Linked DNA regions of Homo sapiens: all the other regions are linked to region 6. The links are chromatin contacts, found by Hi-C or POLR2A ChIA-PET in ENCODE. All regions are on one chromosome and are shown on one strand. The core of a region is the stretch at or near the end of the contact, and the rest is flanking DNA. Distances in the headings are between cores, read along the strand shown.

Evidence for each region. Hi-C counts contacts between places; a loop is a spot of excess contacts on that map. ChIA-PET counts read pairs that join two places held with the same protein, here RNA polymerase II (POLR2A). Pooled maps may share reads with other maps.
Region 1: a loop to region 6 is called in a map of B cell, with 11 times the contacts of the local background. The contact joins two enhancer-like sites. A Hi-C loop is called at or near these places in 3 of 168 maps with a recorded cell type or tissue (B cell, Calu3 and chondrocyte), 12 of 37 single-sample maps with no recorded cell type and 11 of 50 pooled maps. POLR2A ChIA-PET finds 5 or more read pairs at or near these places in 3 of 52 experiments (BJ, MCF 10A and OCI-LY7).
Region 2: POLR2A ChIA-PET joins it to region 6 with 14 read pairs in A549. The contact joins two enhancer-like sites. A Hi-C loop is called at or near these places in 6 of 50 pooled maps. POLR2A ChIA-PET finds 5 or more read pairs at or near these places in 2 of 52 experiments (A549 and SK-N-SH).
Region 3: a loop to region 6 is called in a map of MCF 10A, with 10 times the contacts of the local background. The contact joins the promoter of MIR31HG here to the enhancer-like site in region 6. A Hi-C loop is called at or near these places in 1 of 168 maps with a recorded cell type or tissue (MCF 10A). POLR2A ChIA-PET finds 5 or more read pairs at or near these places in 1 of 52 experiments (MCF 10A).
Region 4: a loop to region 6 is called in a pooled map, with 11 times the contacts of the local background. The contact joins two enhancer-like sites. A Hi-C loop is called at or near these places in 12 of 37 single-sample maps with no recorded cell type and 10 of 50 pooled maps. POLR2A ChIA-PET finds 5 or more read pairs at or near these places in 1 of 52 experiments (activated T-cell).
Region 5: a map of MCF 10A shows a loop between it and region 6 (12-fold over the local background). The contact joins two enhancer-like sites. A Hi-C loop is called at or near these places in 1 of 168 maps with a recorded cell type or tissue (MCF 10A) and 4 of 50 pooled maps. POLR2A ChIA-PET finds 5 or more read pairs at or near these places in 1 of 52 experiments (MCF 10A).
Region 7: a loop to region 6 is called in a map of PC-3, with 3 times the contacts of the local background. The contact joins two enhancer-like sites. A Hi-C loop is called at or near these places in 1 of 168 maps with a recorded cell type or tissue (PC-3) and 5 of 50 pooled maps. POLR2A ChIA-PET finds 5 or more read pairs at or near these places in 1 of 52 experiments (MCF 10A).

Annotation. Positions count from the first base shown.
Region 1 is chr9:22,237,742-22,240,441 of GRCh38, reverse strand. No RefSeq gene overlaps it. Among named protein-coding and RNA genes, the nearest start is that of DMRTA1, 210 kb to the left of the region's middle. Within about 2 kb of position 1,326, at least 6 of the 41 ENCODE cell types and tissues checked have a DNase peak (open chromatin) inside an H3K27ac peak, as active enhancers do.
Region 2 is chr9:22,123,391-22,126,090 of GRCh38, reverse strand. It overlaps a transcript of CDKN2B-AS1 not described here. Among named protein-coding and RNA genes, the nearest start is that of CDKN2B, 120 kb to the right of the region's middle. Within about 2 kb of position 1,355, at least 3 of the 41 ENCODE cell types and tissues checked have a DNase peak (open chromatin) inside an H3K27ac peak, as active enhancers do.
Region 3 is chr9:21,558,381-21,561,140 of GRCh38, reverse strand. It overlaps MIR31HG (MIR31 host gene), which reads left to right and starts at 1,343. Exons shown (of 3, transcript NR_152879.1): 1 at 1,343-1,652. RefSeq lists an enhancer at 1,782-2,568.
Region 4 is chr9:22,102,826-22,105,525 of GRCh38, reverse strand. All of the region lies in intron 14 of CDKN2B-AS1 (CDKN2B and CDKN2A antisense cis and trans regulatory RNA 1), which reads right to left. Among named protein-coding and RNA genes, the nearest start is that of CDKN2B, 95 kb to the right of the region's middle. RefSeq lists enhancers at 1,917-2,416, 1,439-2,638, 2,417-2,700. Within about 2 kb of position 1,350, at least 20 of the 41 ENCODE cell types and tissues checked have a DNase peak (open chromatin) inside an H3K27ac peak, as active enhancers do.
Region 5 is chr9:22,210,575-22,213,274 of GRCh38, reverse strand. No RefSeq gene overlaps it. Among named protein-coding and RNA genes, the nearest start is that of CDKN2B, 200 kb to the right of the region's middle. Within about 2 kb of position 1,419, at least 5 of the 41 ENCODE cell types and tissues checked have a DNase peak (open chromatin) inside an H3K27ac peak, as active enhancers do.
Region 6 is chr9:21,830,712-21,833,484 of GRCh38, reverse strand. The region is part of intron 4 of MTAP (methylthioadenosine phosphorylase); the gene reads right to left. Among named protein-coding and RNA genes, the nearest start is that of MTAP, 29 kb to the right of the region's middle. RefSeq lists enhancers at 177-1,376, 1,244-1,553. Within about 2 kb of position 1,269, at least 8 of the 41 ENCODE cell types and tissues checked have a DNase peak (open chromatin) inside an H3K27ac peak, as active enhancers do; they include PC-3, where a contact is called at or near this core.
Region 7 is chr9:22,146,899-22,149,598 of GRCh38, reverse strand. No RefSeq gene overlaps it. Among named protein-coding and RNA genes, the nearest start is that of CDKN2B, 140 kb to the right of the region's middle. Within about 2 kb of position 1,283, at least 2 of the 41 ENCODE cell types and tissues checked have a DNase peak (open chromatin) inside an H3K27ac peak, as active enhancers do; they include PC-3, where a contact is called at or near this core.

The DNA of each region.
Region 1 (2,700 bases), core at 77-2,576, 410 kb before region 6:
CTAGTGTCAAAAGGTAGCAAAGAGCTCAGTGAGTTCAAAAAGAGTTTTTTAAATGAATGGGTAGGAATATAATGAGCAAGGCAACAGTGACCTAAGATAAATCTAAAGAAGTGAGTAGACTAGAGTGGCTCTTTGAGACTGAATTAAAATGTTTGAACTTTGTTACATGCAGTGAGGATCTTAGAAATCACCTTGTCTAAATTTACATTAAATGAAAAATATAGATATCAACAGCTCCCATGTCAACAAGCTGAACATGTCACTTCTTGAACCCATGATTATCAGGGAATTTACTGCTAAAATAGCCAGTTTTGATGCTGCTTATCATAACTATCAGAAACTCTGCCTAACAAGTTATTTTGTGTGATTTACCTTGATCTTATAGAACAGGTTTGTATGAAAGATCCAGGGCAAGTCAGTAGATCAGAATTACAAAGCTGTGAGATGTGGTTTGCTCCAAAGACTCAGATGAAGATGGATCAGAGTGGCATTTGCAGGGCTCTGGGTGAGGCAGTGAACACTTTTGCCCAGAAGACCACTACAGCAAGGGCCATGTCGAAGGCATGGGGTGAAGTGAGGGGAGTAGACAAGGGGTTTTAAAAATTTTTTAGTGTCTTCCAGATACTAGACACTATGTGAGTTGTCTTCAGGTTTCATATCATCATCACAACCACCTTATGAACTAAGTATAATCACCTTCATTTACAAATGAGGAAAGGAAAACTCAGATTATTAGGCCCTCGTCTCTGAGGACAGAACTGAAGTCTTTCACCACCAGCATTTGAAAAAGACCTGCCCTCTTTCCACCGATGAAGATGCTACCCAATAAAATTCAAGCCCAAACAGAATAAAGAGGTCAAAAGTTCCCTTTCACGTAAACCTTTGTCTTATCTTAGTATGACCCTCAAAATATCCACCCAAAGCAGGCTATCAATATCTGTTAATTAGTTGATGAAATGACATGATTGTGGCCATTCTGTAGTCTTTAAAAGGAGATCTATTTGTGTCAATAAACAACGAGCTCATTAAAAACTACCCATAAAACAATTAGGCCAAGGGAATTTTGTCTGATAACAGTGAAAGAAGGAAGTGAGGATTTAGCTGCAGATTCTGGAATGAGCCTGTTTATCCTCCAGGACCACAGCAGTTTTGTCTTCAGGCTTAAGATAAATCACTGTAAGTGTGAAGGTGTTCAGAAAAATAGGTTCTGCCATTGCTACTATGTCCTGAAGTTTCTTCCAGTTTGCCTTTGAAGAACACAGCCACTAAACCGCCGCTAGATGTCCTCAAAGTAAAAAAAAAAAAAAAAAAAAAATTATGGCAGAAAAGTACTTCGGCACTTTTAGGAACTACATTGACTTATTTGTCTAGATTATTTGACTCCTGAGCTCTAAGTGAGATAGAGGGATTTGGTAGTTAAACACGAACATCCGACCTCTGTAAATGAAATAGAGTTCTGTAAAGGAAAGGGCATTTTAGTAACTTCTCATTTTCATTTTAATTAGGATTTGTATTACTCTCCTTCAGGAAAGCAGGCCAAAGAGACTGAAGGAGCAATGGAAACATTATCCTCACCAACACTGACCAGTCACCTGAAGAGCACTGTGAGTGAATAACCCGTGGGGCCAGCTACTTAGCAATTTCAAATGCACAAAACCTGTGCTCTGGCCTATCTTTTAACATCAAAACAGCTGAAAAAAAAATTGAATAGTTGGATTGCGATTTCCTGAAATAGAAGCTGCAATACCTTTGGTTTTTTAGTTATGATATTAGCTAGTGAAAAAGCACAACTTAGCAAAGTATGTTCCCCAGTTAGTCTTTTAAATAAACTCAGACTTCCGTAGTCCCCATTGGTCTCTACAGGCTCAGAGGCCCATTTCCTCCTCGCCCCTTACCTTCCTTTTAGTCTCTTTTTCTTTTCCAGTCCTTTTCCCATCTTTGGTTCTTCTGTCTCTCCTCTTCATTTATTCCACTCTTTTAACAGTATCTTAGTTCACCATTTTTATACACAAAAAATCAACTTCTTGATAACAATTTTTAACATATTCAACTGAAATAATAAGCACTTGCCATGGTTTTCAAGAGTCAGGAAAAGGAAACAAAAAGAGGGGGGAAAAGAAGAATAAAGAAAGAAGAGGAATGAGAAAAAGAGAAAAAGATTAGAAAACAAGTTGTTCTATCTGTACTTGTTCGAAACTTGAGAAGAAAAATTAAGTTACAGAGAGATGGGGGTTGTGGGGGTAAGAGCTGTAGAAAGCTGTTTTCCTTCATTTTCTCTGCCTCCTGGAGCACTGGCCTCCTATATCATGTGTTAGGAATTTCTAATCTTACCACAGCCAGATGACTCATGCCCACTGACTGAGTCTTTAGACTTCTACAAAACACCTGAAAAGATAAATTTTAATTGAGAAAACAACCTCTCACTCCAGGGTATGCTTTCAAGATAGGTAGGGGGATTTTCAGCATTTATTTCCATTTTGTTCACTGAAGACTCATAGGGCTTAATCTTAATTTCAGACATAGTTGTGTCTGACAGCCAGAGACTATTTTCAGATCAAGGGATAAACTGGCATGGACTAAGACTTGCTTCTGCCTAGGAATAAAGACTGAAATGAGTCAAAGTTGTCCTGATTTGGGACACAAAGCATGAGGTTAATGTGGGGGGATACCTTGTCTCCTTGCGGGAGCTAGCTCATCAAA
Region 2 (2,700 bases), core at 106-2,605, 290 kb before region 6:
AGGCTATTAGCAAAGTTTTGGGGGAGTCAAAAGTTATATGCAATTCTTGACTGCGCAGGAAGCTGGTGCCCCTACCTGCTGCATTATTCAAGGATCAACTGTAAGTAGTTTTTTCTGAATTTTCTTTGGCTATAGTATGAAAGAGAACTATAAACAATTTTGTATCTAGATTTTTCGTTTAACAATATGTCTGGCAGATCTTGGAATATCTGCTTATATCAACTATTTTATTTTTTCAGTTGTTATATATTATTCTTTTTTTAGATATACTGTAATTTGTTGAACAATTTCCCTATTGATGAACATTTGGTTTGTTTTTAGTATTTTTCTAGCGCAATACCACAGTGAACATAATTGTGCATACATGTTTGTATATATTTGTGAGCATAGCTGTAAAACAAAGGGCTCATAATTGCTGAATAAAACAGAAAGTGTGTTTTGATTTTTGACATTCTCAACTTATCTTCCAAAAAGTTTGTCCAATTTACATTTCCTTCACTACTGTATAAATGTGACTGCTTCTGCATACTTTTGTCAACACAGTATTTACCATATATCTTGCTTACCTCTGCGAGTGGCTGCTTTTCAACTGTTGATCATATGGTTAGTATGAGGAATGACAGTAGGGTAGTGACCATAAATTTGGAATGAAATGATAGCCTAAGAAGTGTCATACACAAGTTGGAATATGAAGCAGAGTTAGTTTATTTGTATTTTATAAATATTTCAATAATTCGACATTTAAACATCTCCTCAAAATAGCATGAAGGTCATTCTTTATTGGATATTACCAATATTCCAAATATCTTTGCAGCTCTACTTCGGGTATGATCTTCAGAGTCAGCAGCCCATTCTTTTTTTACTTCTTCAGTAGTAACAGTGTCTTTTAATTTTGATTTGATTTTCCTGATAGCCAAAGGCATTTATAGCCAAGTCATCTAACAAATAAAATTGGTTATCAAGCAAGATAAAATGGTTTTGGTTAAAAATGAGATGTATCTTAAAATGATGTGAGCATATGTGTGTGTGCACACGTGTGCGTGCATGCACGTACATGTGAGAGAGAAACATAGAGAGAGACTGAGAGAGAAACTAGGTCTGAATAATATTTTCAGTGAAGAGTTTAAATATGTTTTATGCTAGTATGTGTGAAGAGTTTCCCAAGGTCACAGCCCTGAAGGACAATTCTCATTTGCGTGTAGACATTGTGGTGTGTTTGCTTTAAAAGATTGATTGTTTTATAGCTATAACTCATAAAGCCTGTGGTCATAAAACACCTCACCCTATCTTGAAGGCAGGCCACACTTGTGTAAACAATGGTATCACATTCTAACTTAGCTGAGACGACTTCTGGCCCTGACATGGCTAGACTCCACGCTGTTCCCAAGTAGCCAGGACTACCTCTAGTTCCACATAATAAATATGAATGATAGCTCAACTAGAAAAACAAGAGAAAAGTTAGTTTTTTAAAAAATAGAGGTTAAGTGATGAGAAATTACTACAAAAAATTTAAAGACAGAAATAAGCATAATATTTGTTTGTTATAAAAGGCGTTACAATTAAAGAGAGAGAGAGAAGGAGAAACTACTCTGTCTTGATTCTGCATCGCTGCTTACCGGAATGACCACACCCTGACTTGTCCCACAGCCCTGTCTGGCCTCAGTTCAGTTCCAACTAACTTAACTGTCCTCTTTGTCACTTTCCAGTGACACTCCACAAATTGGCTGTTTGTTAGTTTAGAAGCTTTTAATTTCTTGAAACTTTGTATTCTGTACCTACTACCTCTACATTTTGTCTACCCATCCCTTTCTTAATGCCCTTAAAATGTGGGATTGTGGTTTGCTGAAAAAAGACCAGACTTTACATCAAATAGAAATGGATTAAAATCTTGGCTTTTAGTTGCGACCTCAGAAAGTGTAATTAATCTTCCTAACCTTTTATAAATGAAATATATATATATTGCCAAATGTTCTAAATTGTTTGAGTAATATATGTTCATAAAAAAACTACAAAAAGATTATACAAGGCAAATATTCATCAGTTTGGTGTATTTGTCTATGCATATGATACCTGTATAAGTTTTACAAAATGAGAACTAATACAATATTTATTGCCTGCAATTTGCTTTGTTTTTATTTATATTTTCAGTAAATGGTTATTCAGCGTCTGCTTACACATCTATCTATAGAGAACAAGAGCTACATAATTGCAAAAATAGTCCTTTCCGTTGTCATTGTTTACGCTCATTGTAGTTGATTTTAGAATGTCTTCTCCATTTGTTTTAAATCTTCCTCACTCTATTTGCATCCATTTGTCCTATTTCTGTCCCCTGGAACAACACAGATAAATCTAATCCCTTTACCACATAACAGACTTTAAACATGAAAAGTAAGCCCTCACTTCTCTCTGACTGTCTTCTTCTTCTAGTTAAACAATGTCAGGGTTTTTTTAATCCATCTTCTCATTCATCATTACTTCTGGATCATTGGCCATCCTAATAGCAGCACCTGCCAGCTCTTTGGCCTCTCTTACCCCTCGAGACCTCCCTCAGTTCCATCCCTCACCTCTTTTGGTGCAAACACATTTCTCCCCAACTTCTACTGAAGTTTTTATTCTGTTTTCATTTCTCTCCTCAGCTACACTAGCATTTCCTCTAAGAACTGAAACAAGACAAGGATGCCCACTCTTAACATTCTTATT
Region 3 (2,760 bases), core at 94-2,593, 270 kb after region 6:
TTTAACCATATCGTATGCAGAAAATTTAAAATTTGAATCTTTCTTATAGTCCTTGGACTCAAATCTTCATGCAAATACAATTTATATAATCAATTATATTTGACTTGTGTTTTTTAAAGTGGCTAAGGAAATGAGTACCAACTTATTAGGGAATATTTGATGAATATTTTTCGTTTTGGTTGAACAAATGACTACGTAGAGTTATATTTACTTCAAAATCAATAAAATACCACTATTAACCTTGCTCTGACGCTCCCACCCCCACCCTTCAACTCGTAGAATATTTTTTGGTGGTAACTAGACTGACCTTTGCCAAAATGTAATTACATTCAGAGAGAAATACAATTTTCCCCTTCAAATCCAGGTGAAAGGCTACCATGCTGGGCTTGCGGAGGGCATAGTTGAGTAGGACAGCCAGAACTTCTGGCTAGGTCATCGGGTCGGATTACCCTGCCATGTACCCCTCAGTATTTACTTCCAGAGATGGGCAACTTACTATAGTCTTCATGTTTAAGGAATTCAAACCCAAATGAAAAGTGTTGTGAAAGCATAAATATCTCTGCTTGTATACTACAGTACTGAATATGAAACCACATATTGCAATAAAAATAACTAACGATGGCCCATGCATTTCACAAGGCGCTCTCATACACCTGAAGGGGCAGTGGAAAGGTTCAGAGCACCCAGGCTGTCCCAAAGAGGGCGGAATCAAATCTGGGCGCAGGTGGGTACCCGGAAAAAATTCTTGGTGGAGATGGCATCTGAGAGAGGCGTCGAAGGACACGGAGGGTTGAGGATAGGAGAGAGGCCACTCCAGATGGAAAAACACCCTCGTTTTCCAAATGCCAGTTATACCACGGGGCCTGTGATAGCCGCCACGTTTCTAGAAGACCCCTAGAAGAGCAGGGGTCCGACCAAGGAAGTACTTCCGCTGTTCAATTTGCTAAGTTTGCATTCGGAGAGTACAAGGGCGAGCTCTGGCTCTTGCAGGTGGACTCCCTCTCCCTTAGCTCTGACTGCGAGAAGCTCCCACCCGCAAAGGGCTACTGTGCCAAAAGCGAGCGTAGTGGCCGCCGCTTCCCCCACAAAATTCCGTCACTCGGGAGCTGCGTTGCAGTGGAGAAACCTGGGTCCCGTCCGGGCCCAAGGGAGGAGGCTCAGCACGGCCGCTCCCGCAGCCCCGTCCAGGCGCCTCTTCCCTCCCCCTCCTTTCCGCGGCGGTCGCGGCGGCGGCTGGAGCGGGAGCCGGGGGCGGCGAGGGGCGGAGCCGGGGCGGAGCCACGGCGCTGGCGGCCCCGGCGGCGGCGGCAGGTGTGGATGGGGCGAAGGTGCGGGAACGTCCACTCCCGCGCGCCCCTCTCGGGGACCAGGGCGGCCTCCCAGGAGGAGCTTGGTGAGCAGCTGCGACCTGTGCATAACTTGGGGCGCCGCCAGGGGCTCGCAGGTTCCACGTCCGGCGCCTGGAGAAGGAAGACGCGCGTCCCCGGCCGCGGCGCCGAAGCCGGCTGGGGGACCGCCTGGTCCCGGGCCAGAGCTGGGAGGCGGTGTTCCGTGAGCCGCCTGGTCTGGGGTGCGGGGGGCGGGAAGCGGCCCCTTCGTGTGCGCTTGGGCGAGGCCGGGCGGCGCTTCTGTCCTCCTACTCGGACCCGCAGGTAAGCTGGGAGAGCCTTGGTCCCGCTGCGCGCTGAGCTGGCTAGGGAGGCGCCCCTCAAGGAGTTGAGGAGGCTTCGGGGCCTGGGCACACGGCAGTGGGCACACGGCAGTCGACACCCGGGTCCGAGGACCGCCGGCGCCCGTTGGCGCCCAAACGAGGATGCGCCGCGGGGTCCGGCGCATCCCGGAGCGCCGGCCGCCCTTGGCTCTTCGCGGAACCGCCGCCTCCTCTTGTCCAAATCTCAGGTCGTCATCCTGGCCCGAAGTCACAGGTTCGCTCTCTGTCCCTAAACCTCGAGGAAGGAGTTGTGTGTGTCCATGAGCGTGTTGGCGGAGAGCGCTTTCATACAGCGATGTTTGAGTTGAGCTCATTTTACCACCTAAAATTACTGTCACTTTAAAACTTAACTAAGCTTTCCCTTCTTAGAAGAGAAATTAGGCTTGTGGTTTACACCCATGGCTAGTAGGATTAAAGTTTGTTTTTGCCCTGTACAGCTGAGAAAATGTTTTGTAAAATCCTGAATTTTCCAACAGTACTTCTAAAAGAGCCTCCGATTCTCCAGCGAGACAATGGCAGTCATTAAAAAAAACACAGCGGAAATGTTCACTTAGAGCGGCTTCACTAGGAGAGAAGTTAAGGAAACCTTAGGCAAAAGTGACCCCTTAATTGACACCTTACAGGACCGTTTTTTTGACCTTGTATTAGTGGTAATAGGACTAAGAATGACAGCTCAAGAACTATACCTGGTTTGGAACTGAGGCTGTGGCCAGACGCCCCTCACTTTCCGGGGACCTCTAGTTTCTGGAATCGGGCCTTTGAACTTCCTTATTGAAATCCTGGCAGCTTTGAAGTGAAATTAGGAAAATGATCCTATTTATTCGCTGGAGTTTATTAACTCTGCATTAAAGTGTTTATCTCCTGGGCCAAAATTGAAACAATATTGTATTTTGCATTTTGTTTTAAATAAATTTTTACCAATTCAGGTAAAAATTGGATTTGAAAATGACAGTTAAGTCTAGGTTTATTTGTTGTCGAGTTTTGTATGAGGGGGCTGACTTTTAAGTTGTTTTTTAAAGTCCAATCCTGGTTATTTTTCATTGTCTTCA
Region 4 (2,700 bases), core at 101-2,600, 270 kb before region 6:
TCCCATGCTTGAGAGACCTTGTGAAAATATCATGCAAAAATAGAGATTCATGAAGAGCTCTAGCTGCCCAGCCCCGCTTCATGCAATCATGCAGTCCCAGCAGACACTGCATGGAAGAAAGGTGAGCTATCCCACCCAAGTGCTGCACAACTTGCAAATTCATGAGCTAAATAAATGATCATGTTTATTTAAGTCACTAAATTTTAGGGTGATTTGTTATGCAGTAATAGAAAACCAGAATATGCACTGAAACCTCCAACACTAATCACTTTCATTTCCGCTGATGATATACCCTCCATAGTCTTCATATGTGCAGCTGCCTCGGCCTACAAGTCATCATGAGCCCACAATATCCCAGCCAGTATACACATACCCTCATTTAACGAGTTACTTTGCTTTCAAGAGTCAGTGTAGCTGTTGCAGTTTCAATCATCTTTCTTCAAATTGGTGAGTAGGTGGTTAAGGACCCAAGCTTCTAGTCAGAATACCTAAGGCTGAGTATTTTTTTGTTGACTCCTTCCAGGCTGTGAGACTTAACCTCTATAGACCCCTATTTCCTCCTAAAGAGAGTAATTATAAAACTTCTATCTTAGATGTACTGTGGAGATTAATTTATAGCTCCTAGCAAAGTCCCTGGTATTTAATATTCAGTGGTATTCAATATATGTTGCTCTTATTAGAGCACTATTATATTGCATCACAAGTGTCTATTTATTCTTCCATTTTCTCCTCTAAACTGTCAGTCATTTGAGAACAATAACAGTGGTTCTTCAATGCCTGGCACCTAGAATATGCAAAACACAATTTTTATTAAATAAGTAAATGAACAAAAAACAAACAAATGGTAAATGGATGAATAAATGAATGAGTGAATGAATGAATGAAAGAGTAGGTAAATATAATCTGGCTTCCCTTTAACTTCTTATACCCAGCATGTAGGAGAGGTACGGTGGTAGAGATTTCCAGTCCTGTGGGAAGTAGTCTTAGTGGCTGGCTGCATGCTTTTCTTCATGTCAGGTCCAATTTTTCTCTTTTCCTAGTGGTGCTACAGTACCACAAACATTATTTCTGAGTCTCCCTCATCCCCAAAACCATGTAGAGAGCATCCTCACTTGGGCAAGTGAAATGTTTTGATCCTGACAATCCAAACCAGATGGCAGGATTGTAAGAAAAGTCACTTCCATAATCTCACATGGCCTCTAGCTACAGGTTTCCTTTGCACTTCTAACCATTTTATAGCATGCCATCTAGGTGCCTGACCTTGCCAAGTAAAATCCAGTTAATCTTTACAATGTCATTCCTCTTTATGGCCTCCACGATATGGCAATGCCATATGGTGGCAATGCTATGGAAGGGACTCTGCTCTTACCTGTTAAGCAAGTTTGCATTGCACTAAGCAAATAATTTGCCTTCTGCCTCATGTATATTTCCCTAGTAATATCTGCTTAATGAAAAAATTGAGAGAAATTATTAAAGAGTAGCACAATATTGACTAATAAGAAAGATGAGAAGATTCTACATTTTATTTTTATTTCACAATAGAATTTACGTATATGTATATTTATAGATAAAATTCTGATAAGAAAAGCTCACAAGCTACAGATATGCTGGCTGAGTTGCAATAACCGTCACTGGAACGCAGTGCTATTCCAGTACATCAGTGTTATGTAAGGACATTTTTATTTCAATAGCCAGAAAACCCCAATGTGCCTGTTAGTGTTTGGTATGTCCCCTTGCCTCAGCATTTAAAAAGCCTAAAATATTTTTTAAAGGAGTACAATACAGGGGGTTGGCTGTCTACTCAAATAAATTGTTTTAAAAGCAAATGTGGAGTTTATCTTATTGCTGTTATTATTATAGGCTCTATGCTTTTTATAACTTTAATCTTATAAATTTAATTATTTCTACATTCTTTCTCAGGAGGAGTTGTTTGAAGTCTACAGAATGCTGAGGTTTAGAAAGATTTCTGAGGTGTGGCATCACATCTTCTGATTGGGCAGCATTCTCGAACGATGTGGGCCTTTGCTGCTGACTCACCAGAGGGCAGCAACTTCGAAGCTTGATGTCAGCATGCAGGAATGCCAGGCACTTCTCTCTGGCAACCCCCAGCTGTAGCCCAGAGTTAAGCAAAGCTTTTTGGGTTAGCCTCTGACCAACCTCCTGGCTGGACTTCTCAATGCCCCAATAGCCAAGCTCCAGAAAAGAAAATCCAGATCTTAGCAGGGCAACACTAAACTCTTCCAGCTATATATCAGTGGTGATAATGACATAATTGCCCAGTCATAGTTGGGATATGTGGGAAAGTGGGTATGGTTTTCTGGGCACCCCTCCCCTCTCTTCACGCACCACACACACACACACACACACACACACACACACACACACACACACACATCTGTTCTAGAATGAAAACCCCAGAATGCAGAAAGTAACCTGTGAATAGTCACTAGTAAGATTTCTAGTTTTCTGGATAGATTGTGTTTGTTTGTACTCCTGGTTATTTGACCTGCCTCAATTTTCCCACATTTCTGACTGGCCCAACTGAAGCCTCAGATGAGAGCAAGGACCATCTCTGAGGTCCATTCCACCTTAATAGTCTATAATCTCATGAATTTAGCTAACTGGGCACTTTCTGAGAGGACTGGCTTTCTAATGCTGATAAAGCAGGGCAGAGTTGCTGGCCACACCCTTGTTAGGCCC
Region 5 (2,700 bases), core at 170-2,669, 380 kb before region 6:
GATCTTAAACAAACTATATTTTTTGTTTTCTTTTATGAAACCATCTGCCTCTTAATCACTAAAATTGTGAAGTTTTACACAGTGGATAATTTCTTCAGGGTGGTGTCCCATTGCCCATTCAGCTCACTACATGTATTATTTAGTTAATATTTTTAAATCAATTAATATTTCATATGAATACATTTTTAATATCTACTCCATATAAATGGAAACCAATTTCACTTGCCAGAAATAAAACATAATAAAATGTAACTCTAAAAAGGAGTGTTATGAAGGGAGATGTTGCCTGCCCTGAGAAGAGCTAACATTTCACTAACACCACACTGAAACTTCCTGCTTGACATACTCAGAAAACTGAAAGGGAATTAAAAAGAGAGAATTTTCTCATTATGTGTTTTAATGCCATTTAATGCCTAATTCATGATCCACCTAACATCATTTCAAGGACCAAACAGTAGTCACTCTTTATTTTTTAAAAATAATTTAACTCTCCCATTTTGAAGATTAACTTGAAATTGTCCTCTATGAATACGTCTGTTGACAGTCACAAATCAGTCAGTCATATCATATGGATAACTATAATTGAACAGGGGTGTTAAATACCACCATTTCTTTTCTTAAATCTCTGTCTTATGGACTACTGATGCTGTAGACCACAAACTCGCTTCAGTTTCTGAAAGTAGTATGTTCGCCAGATCTAAATGGTCTCTATGGAATTTTTTTTGAGCCCTAGTACAGCGTCTGGCATATACTAAATACCCAACAAACTTGTATTTCTTCCTTCTTCCATTAACAATCAGCTCCTTTTCCTGATGAGATAGGAAAATATGTATTAATTACTGGAATTCCCTCTTAGGCTCTCTTGTTGTTACAAAGAAAAAGACTGTCAATTTTCACCCACTTCTTTTTTTTACCATTACAAATATTTAATCATAACCCACAATTACAGTATTAGTTATATTACCTAACAGGCCTCAAAAGGTTTGGCTTGGTCTTTGTGTTTTCATAAATGTCCACAACTCTATCCAGCTTACTGCATTGATTTGACATTAGGGAGCAGACTCCAAGGACAGAAGAAGACTCATTTAGCCAGTTGTTTATTCCCCATGAATTGCCTCAGCTAAACACCAGACCAGAGCTTCTGTGTGCACTAGGTCAAGCCATGAATATGCACAGGTCAAATAATTAAACTTGTATAATATTCCCAGAGATGTGAACATGAGAGGAATATTTATCACAATGGAAAGATCCTGCCGCAGATATTTCTTACCTAATGTTGAACTTTTATCAAAGAATTTTTTTTTCAACTAGCTGTTTCAAAAAAAAAAAAAAAGGCTAAACATACAGTGTCTCCTCTCCCCCTTCAGGATACAAACCACAGAATTCCGATGACTCACCCAAAAATAGCTTATGAATATGCCACAGGCGGAAGGGCATGCTGTTTAGTTCTTTAAAACTTCCTGCCAAACTGAAGAAACTGAACATACACAGATATTTGGGGACTAACTCTGAGGAATAATGAGAATTTAATCCCTTGTAGTCTTCAGGGTTAGCAACAGCTTGCCTGACATGTCCGGTTACATCCTGTTTGCTACACATGTGACTCCTCAAAAAAATAATAATATAATATTAATAGCACAATGTTTCATTGTTAAGATTGCTGTCACTGTGCTAATGGCTCCCCAGTATTTGCAGCCATAAGTAGACTAAGTCACTTCTTGGATGAATTCTAAATGAAAGGTTTTATGAAACAAACATATTGCCATTATGACTCTAAAATAAAAAGCCAGGATTCAATGTAAAGAATTTGACGGCAGCATAAGCCCCTAAAAAGGAAAGACAGTAAAGCATAGTGATTGAAATCTTGGCGGTGATTCCCAGTTCTTACACCGATTATGTCACCTTTAGCAGTTACTTGAACTCTCTAAGTTCTAATTTTCCCATATGTAACATAAGGATGATAATAATTCTATCTATGTCTAGGGTTCTTGTGAGGACTAAATAAAGGCATGTAAGCATACAAGGAATACTGCTCAGAAAATAAATTATCCCATGCATTCTCCTTCTCATAAATGAATCTGAAAACCAAAACCATTAGGTGACCTAAGAAAGATCACACACCTCATCAGTGCAGTGCCAAGACGGGTCAGTATAATGCTGTGGTTAAAAACATGGGCTCTGGAACAAGTCCATCCCGAGTTTAAATCTCAGTTTTTCTACTTGCTAGCTGTATAAACTTGGGCAAGTCACTTAACTTTTCTGTCTCTCAATTTTCTCATCTACAAAAGTCAAATAATAATAGTACTTCTCTCACCAGGTTATTATGACAACTTAAAAACGTAATACATGCAACTGCCACATAACAATCAAAAAAATACGATCGATTACACTAACATTGGGAATATCTGGTTCTTCCAAAAGCAAAGGTTAATGTAAAATATATGTCAACAATGCCAGACTTTTTAAACTTTATCTATAAAAACAGCCCTCACTTAAAAATAAACAACTTAAAAATTGGATATAGTTTAATAGTGACCAGAATATTTGCAGATGTCTTCTCAGATGAAGGTACACGTCTTCAATCATGGCTATGTGTCGTATTTTTCTTTTCCTATGAGGGAAAGATAGAAGACAAGCCATTCAAAAACATTTCAAACAACAACCCCAATTGCTGAAAAGTCACTTTGCAGTTTGAAAAGA
Region 6 (2,773 bases), core at 20-2,519:
CAGAAGGAAGTGAGGCTCACACATGTAATCCCAGCACTTTAGGAGGCCAAGGTGGGTGGAACCCTTGAGTTTAGATGTTCAAGATCAGCCCAGGCAACATAGTGAAACCCTGTCTCTACAAAAACATACAAAAAATTAGCTGGGTATGGTGTCACACCCTTGTAGTCCCAGCTACTTGGGGGGCTGAGGTGGCAAGATCACCTGAGCCTGGGAGGTAAAGGCTGCAGTGAGCTGTGGCGCCACTGTACTCCAGCTTGGGCGAGAGTGAGATCTTGTCTCAAAAAAAAGAGAAGTGAAAACTTATGAATTTGGACCAATATCACTAAGATCCTCCCACTGTTCTGGTATCAAGAGTGCCCCTGAGTGCTTGTGGTGGCATGAAAAAGGAGGAAAACCAATGGATGTTTATATCCCAGTCAAGGAAGGCTGCTCAATAAACAGGTACCATAGTTTCCCCTTATTTTCTATTATATTTCATGAGATCATGCTAAACAATAGCACAAAAATAAAAATCCTCACTCTACATAGGTGGTGACAACAACCTCTTTGGGCCTCAGTTTTCTCACCTTTTGTAAAAGGGAAGGATAAGGTAGATAGAAGATGTCTTCTAGAGCTGTGATAATAAGCAGTGCCAGAAACATAGTAAGGGCCTAAGTTTCTTCAAGTATAAACTGGAATAATGACTGCTGTATGCCGTAAGTGGGATTAACTGATTGTGACACCTAATAGGAACTCAAAAACTGGTAGTGTAGGATTTTTAATAAAAGGATGTATGATGGGAAGTTAATAACACAACTAGGTTATGGAACAGAACGTAAGAATGAACCTCATCCAGGGGAATAGTGGACACCACTTCAAGGACAGCTACAGACAAGAGGATGACAAAGAACAGGGACGCAAGTAACTGGGGAAAGGGAAGGTGAAGGAAGGTGAAGAGTTTATGCTTAAGTTTCTGTCTTCTCTATAAAGGTGGAGGTGACATTCTCAGCTAAAGAGTGAGGGAAATGAGTAAGAAGAAGTAAGAACAGTAAGGGTTAAAAACAGCTTACTATTTTTAGCAATGAGAGAAAGAGCTAAACAAAGGCTTCTTGCGTAACTCTTTACCATAAAACGCTTTCTAGTCATCAAGAGGCAGAAAGAGAATGATCAAATACTTGACATCAGAGCATACTCCCAACCTCAGGGCCCAGACACGGGCCTTTATGCTATGACATAAAGTTCTAGGGGAAGCCCAAGGCAGGGCTGGTCTCTGGGAGAAGGAAACAGACTGACATAACTGATCCCTCAGCACTGTGTTTATAGCGGGACTTTCCTGATGAGTAAGAATGCGTGACAAAAGCAAAGTCGAACCTCTCCCAGTTCTACCAAGAAAATAAGTTGAAGAAATAATCTGAAGAGGGGAGGATACCAGAACTTTTAGGAATCAATTCAACACCCTCATTTAGCAGATGAGGACACTAAGTGACAAAGGAATTTCACGGCACAGCCAGGAAAGAATTCTGGATGTCCTCACTTCTAAGCTGAGATTCTTCCACTGCATTCTTTGAGAAGGCATAACCCAAACACAGGCCTTAGGCACAACAGGCCAATATGTTATTAGCCACATTTTATAGAAACTGTTTAGCACCGGGAATCACACTCTGCTTCCTTTAATATTCAGTTTTTGGTCATATTTTTCTCATTGTAAAAAAAAAAAAAATCAATATCTGCAAAACATTCCTGATAAAGAAGACTATTAAAAAAGAAATCTCATCCTTCTCCTTACTGATATGTTTGCAAGTTTCACCTTGAGATATTTCTGACAGTGATAGCAGTTGAGCAAGTCCTACTCATCTGATCCTTTTCTAAAAAATATGTAGCTGGGTGCAGTGGCTCATGCCTATAATCCCAGCACTTTGGGGAGGCCAAAGCAGGAAGACTGCTTGAGGCCAGGAGTTTGAAACCAGCCTGGGCAACATAGTGAGACCCCATCTCCTTAAAAAAAAAAAATTACCAAGCACAGTGGCAGATTCCTGTAATCCTAGCTACTAGACGGGCTGAGGATTGCTTAAGCCCAGGAGGTAGAGGCTACAGTGAGCTGCGATCAGGCCACTGCACTCTACCCCGGGCAACAGAGAAAGATCCTATCTAAAAAAACAACAAAAAAATACAATGTGGGCATCTTTTCAAATAGTTTATAGATCTAGTTGTTTTTCTTAGATTTGCATAATAAATATGGTGTACTGATTTCCTACAATCATCAGGATTAATGGTAAAGAGAAAGAAGAGCAACTGTAGAAATTGCTGGAATCCCCTGTCCATGTATCTTTAATGGCATGGACAGTTAGTAGTTGGGGGTGAAAGAAAGGCCATATCATCAGTTCTGCCATACATACAAATGAATGTGCAAAGGTATCTAACAAGAACTGGGCTAGAAAATGGAGGGCCCATGTACCACAAGTACAGGAGGAGACAACAAAATGCCTCATGACTTGAATAAAGCAGCTGGCAGGGAAACAGTCTTGCTTTGCTCCAATGGCAAAAATCTCATTAAAAACCAATCCTGTGCACCACTTTATAATGCATCATCGAAGTCGAGCTTTACAAGTCCGGTGGGTGTGGGAGGCAGGAAAGAGTCATGCCTTTCTTCTCCATGGCTGATGAATAAAAACTAAGCAAAGGCCCAGTGATGCATAGTCATGCTTCTACATTTCTCTAAGTCTCATTTACTTTGACTCTTTTATGAGGTCTTTTTTCCCCTATTAATAGAAAAACTTGCTTCAGTTTCCCATAA
Region 7 (2,700 bases), core at 34-2,533, 320 kb before region 6:
AACTGCCTTTTTAAAGTTTTTTCTTCTCTTAACTTACTTAAAAGATAACTGAAAATTTAAACACTTCCAAGGATTACCAAACATGTGTGGAAAGTTTTAACATGGAGAATAGAAACCAAGCAGCAGACCTTAATAAGGGTATTTCTGTTGAAATTTCAGAACACAGGGGACTAAAGAAGACTCCACATGCTTCCAGAGAAGAAAAAAAATCACATACACTGTACACAGAATGATAAAAAGAGTTGCATTAGGACTTTTTAATAGCAACACAGAAAATAAGACACTCCCTTCATGTATTTGAAAGAAATAGTTTCTAACCTATAAATCCATAATCATTCAATCAGGTCAAAGGAAATAAAATAGAGACTTCATTAGATGTTTGAGGCCTCAAAAAAGTTACCTCCCATGCATCCTTTCTAAGACTATTTAGGAGGTGCTCCAAGAAAGAAAACATTACAGGGATAAGAAATAGAAGTTTTGGCACAAGAGAATAATAGTAACAAGGCATCTCATGAGGACAGCTGTACACCAGATGTAGAGATTAAAACAAACCAGGGAGAAAAAAACTTCAAAACAACCAACTTTTAAACTATTTTCTGGGCTACTTAGTGGATCCTTTCAATCTGACAGCTTAAGTCCTTCTGGAAATTCTATTAAAGTATTTGTTGATAGTCCCACCCTTCTATTTCTCCATTTATTTTCTTGGCATATATCAGGGAAACAACCAAAAGAAACAACACAAAATTGGGTAGAAAGTGGAGGACAGAGGCATACTGGAATTTAAGGACTTTTGTTTTAGCTTGAGTTTTCCCAAAAGCAGAGCCTGCTGCAAAAATTTATGAACAGGGAGCAGGAGTGAGAGACAGAAGAGGGAGGGAATGTGAAAAGGCATATATATAGATGCATTATTAATATCACCATTGTAGGCAACTTGTGCTCAGCCCTGCCTGGAATCTTCTAAGGAGTGTTTAGAATACCTTTTGGAATTATGTACTTAAGGTTTGACTATTTTTATCCATCAACTTGTATCCTCCATTAGTTAAGGTTTGCTTTGGGGATGTAAACCCCTGTTGGCTTCTCGACTGAGCATGCCTGCTTGAACAGAGGGCTTCCCAATGGCAATTGTGGCATTGGAAAAACCCAAGGGCAAAAGTGCAAAACATCCAGTGCTTGAGGAAAGATGTCAGCCTGACGTAAGCCAAACTACCCACTGCATCTACACTGTAATCAGAGATGAAGCCAAGAGGATATGAGTCAGAAAGCCAAAAACAACCCATACAGTCTATCCTTTGTACCACACAGATACACCTACGCCCTAGAATAAGTTCCAGCAACCTCTAAGTCTTCAAGGTGGTAGTTAGCCACAATCTCTACATGTGACTTAACACACAAATATTAATGGAATAAGTTACAGCCCTCACTGCTACAACTGCAGGTCCTGCAGTCATGTTTTATATGTATCGTCTCCTTCCTCCACAATCCATATTAGATTTTCCTCACCCTCCATCAGCACTTCTACTTTTCTAGGTTTTTAGCCTAATGGGGTGACTCAGACCTTCAGCTCCAAACAATCTAAGCTCTTGATGACCTTGCTCTTGTCAGGCCATGGTTGCCGCAATTGCCATTCACCACTACATTATGAGCACATAAATGCCAGAAATTGCGAGTGCTTTAACTATCTGAGATGTCCAAAGCTTCAGTTTTCAACGCCTCCTCGTCCTAAATCACTCCTGGTGAGAGAGTCTAGTACTATATGTCATAGCTTAGGTTCTACTAGAAAGCAAAGCCCAGTCAATGAGATAATCCTATGGAGTACAAAAGGAGACTAAAGAGAGTAAGGGAAGGCGGGAAAGTCTATACCAAGGTGCATTTTTATTATATAGCTTTGGGACACTGGAACTCAACCCTGACATCTAGGGGGAATAAGCATACAGAACGTACCTTAGAGCTGTTTGTTAGAAGAATAACTTGGGAAAGCATGTTTTCCTATGTTTCCATCCCTCATTGGTTGGACATTGCTCTCAAAAGTTAAACTTCCTTGCATTTTGGAGCTCCATAGGTAAGCTTAACAAGTAAAACCCCATTCCCAGGTGTGGCACTGAAGAAGCCCAGTGGAAAAAAAGTAAAAAGTGCATGGTATTCACTTGAGATTATTTTGTTGTTGTAATATGAGTCAAATCCAGAATGCCCATTGCATCCAGGCTGGAATCAAGAGATGAAGCTGTGAAGATGTGGGTTAGCGTTTCAGAGGCTCTGATACAACCTTGTATGAACTTCTCAAGGAGTTTGGATTTAATTTGGTAAAACATTTAAAGACTGTAAACAGAGGAGTAACATAATTAGGTTTGTATTTTAGCAAGATTACACTTGAGACACTGGAGAAGATGAATTAAGGCAGAAAATGGGATAGTAAAGTACAGGAGACCAGTTTAGAGTTTTCACCTACAACTGATTGGCAGTGTCAGTGGAAACAAGGAAGGAATGAATTAATAAGCTATTTCAGATACCGAATCAACAAGAAAAAGTTGAGAAAAGCTTCACTTTGAAAATTTGCTCAAAGCTATCGCTGTAACCAAGTATTAACAAAACTAGTCATTACCTATCAATTAGTAGGTGGTATAGAGTTTGTTGACTGAATCAATGTGGTTTCAAACTTAGGCGAATGGGTGGATCATAAGGCCGGTCACAGTAGATTCATTT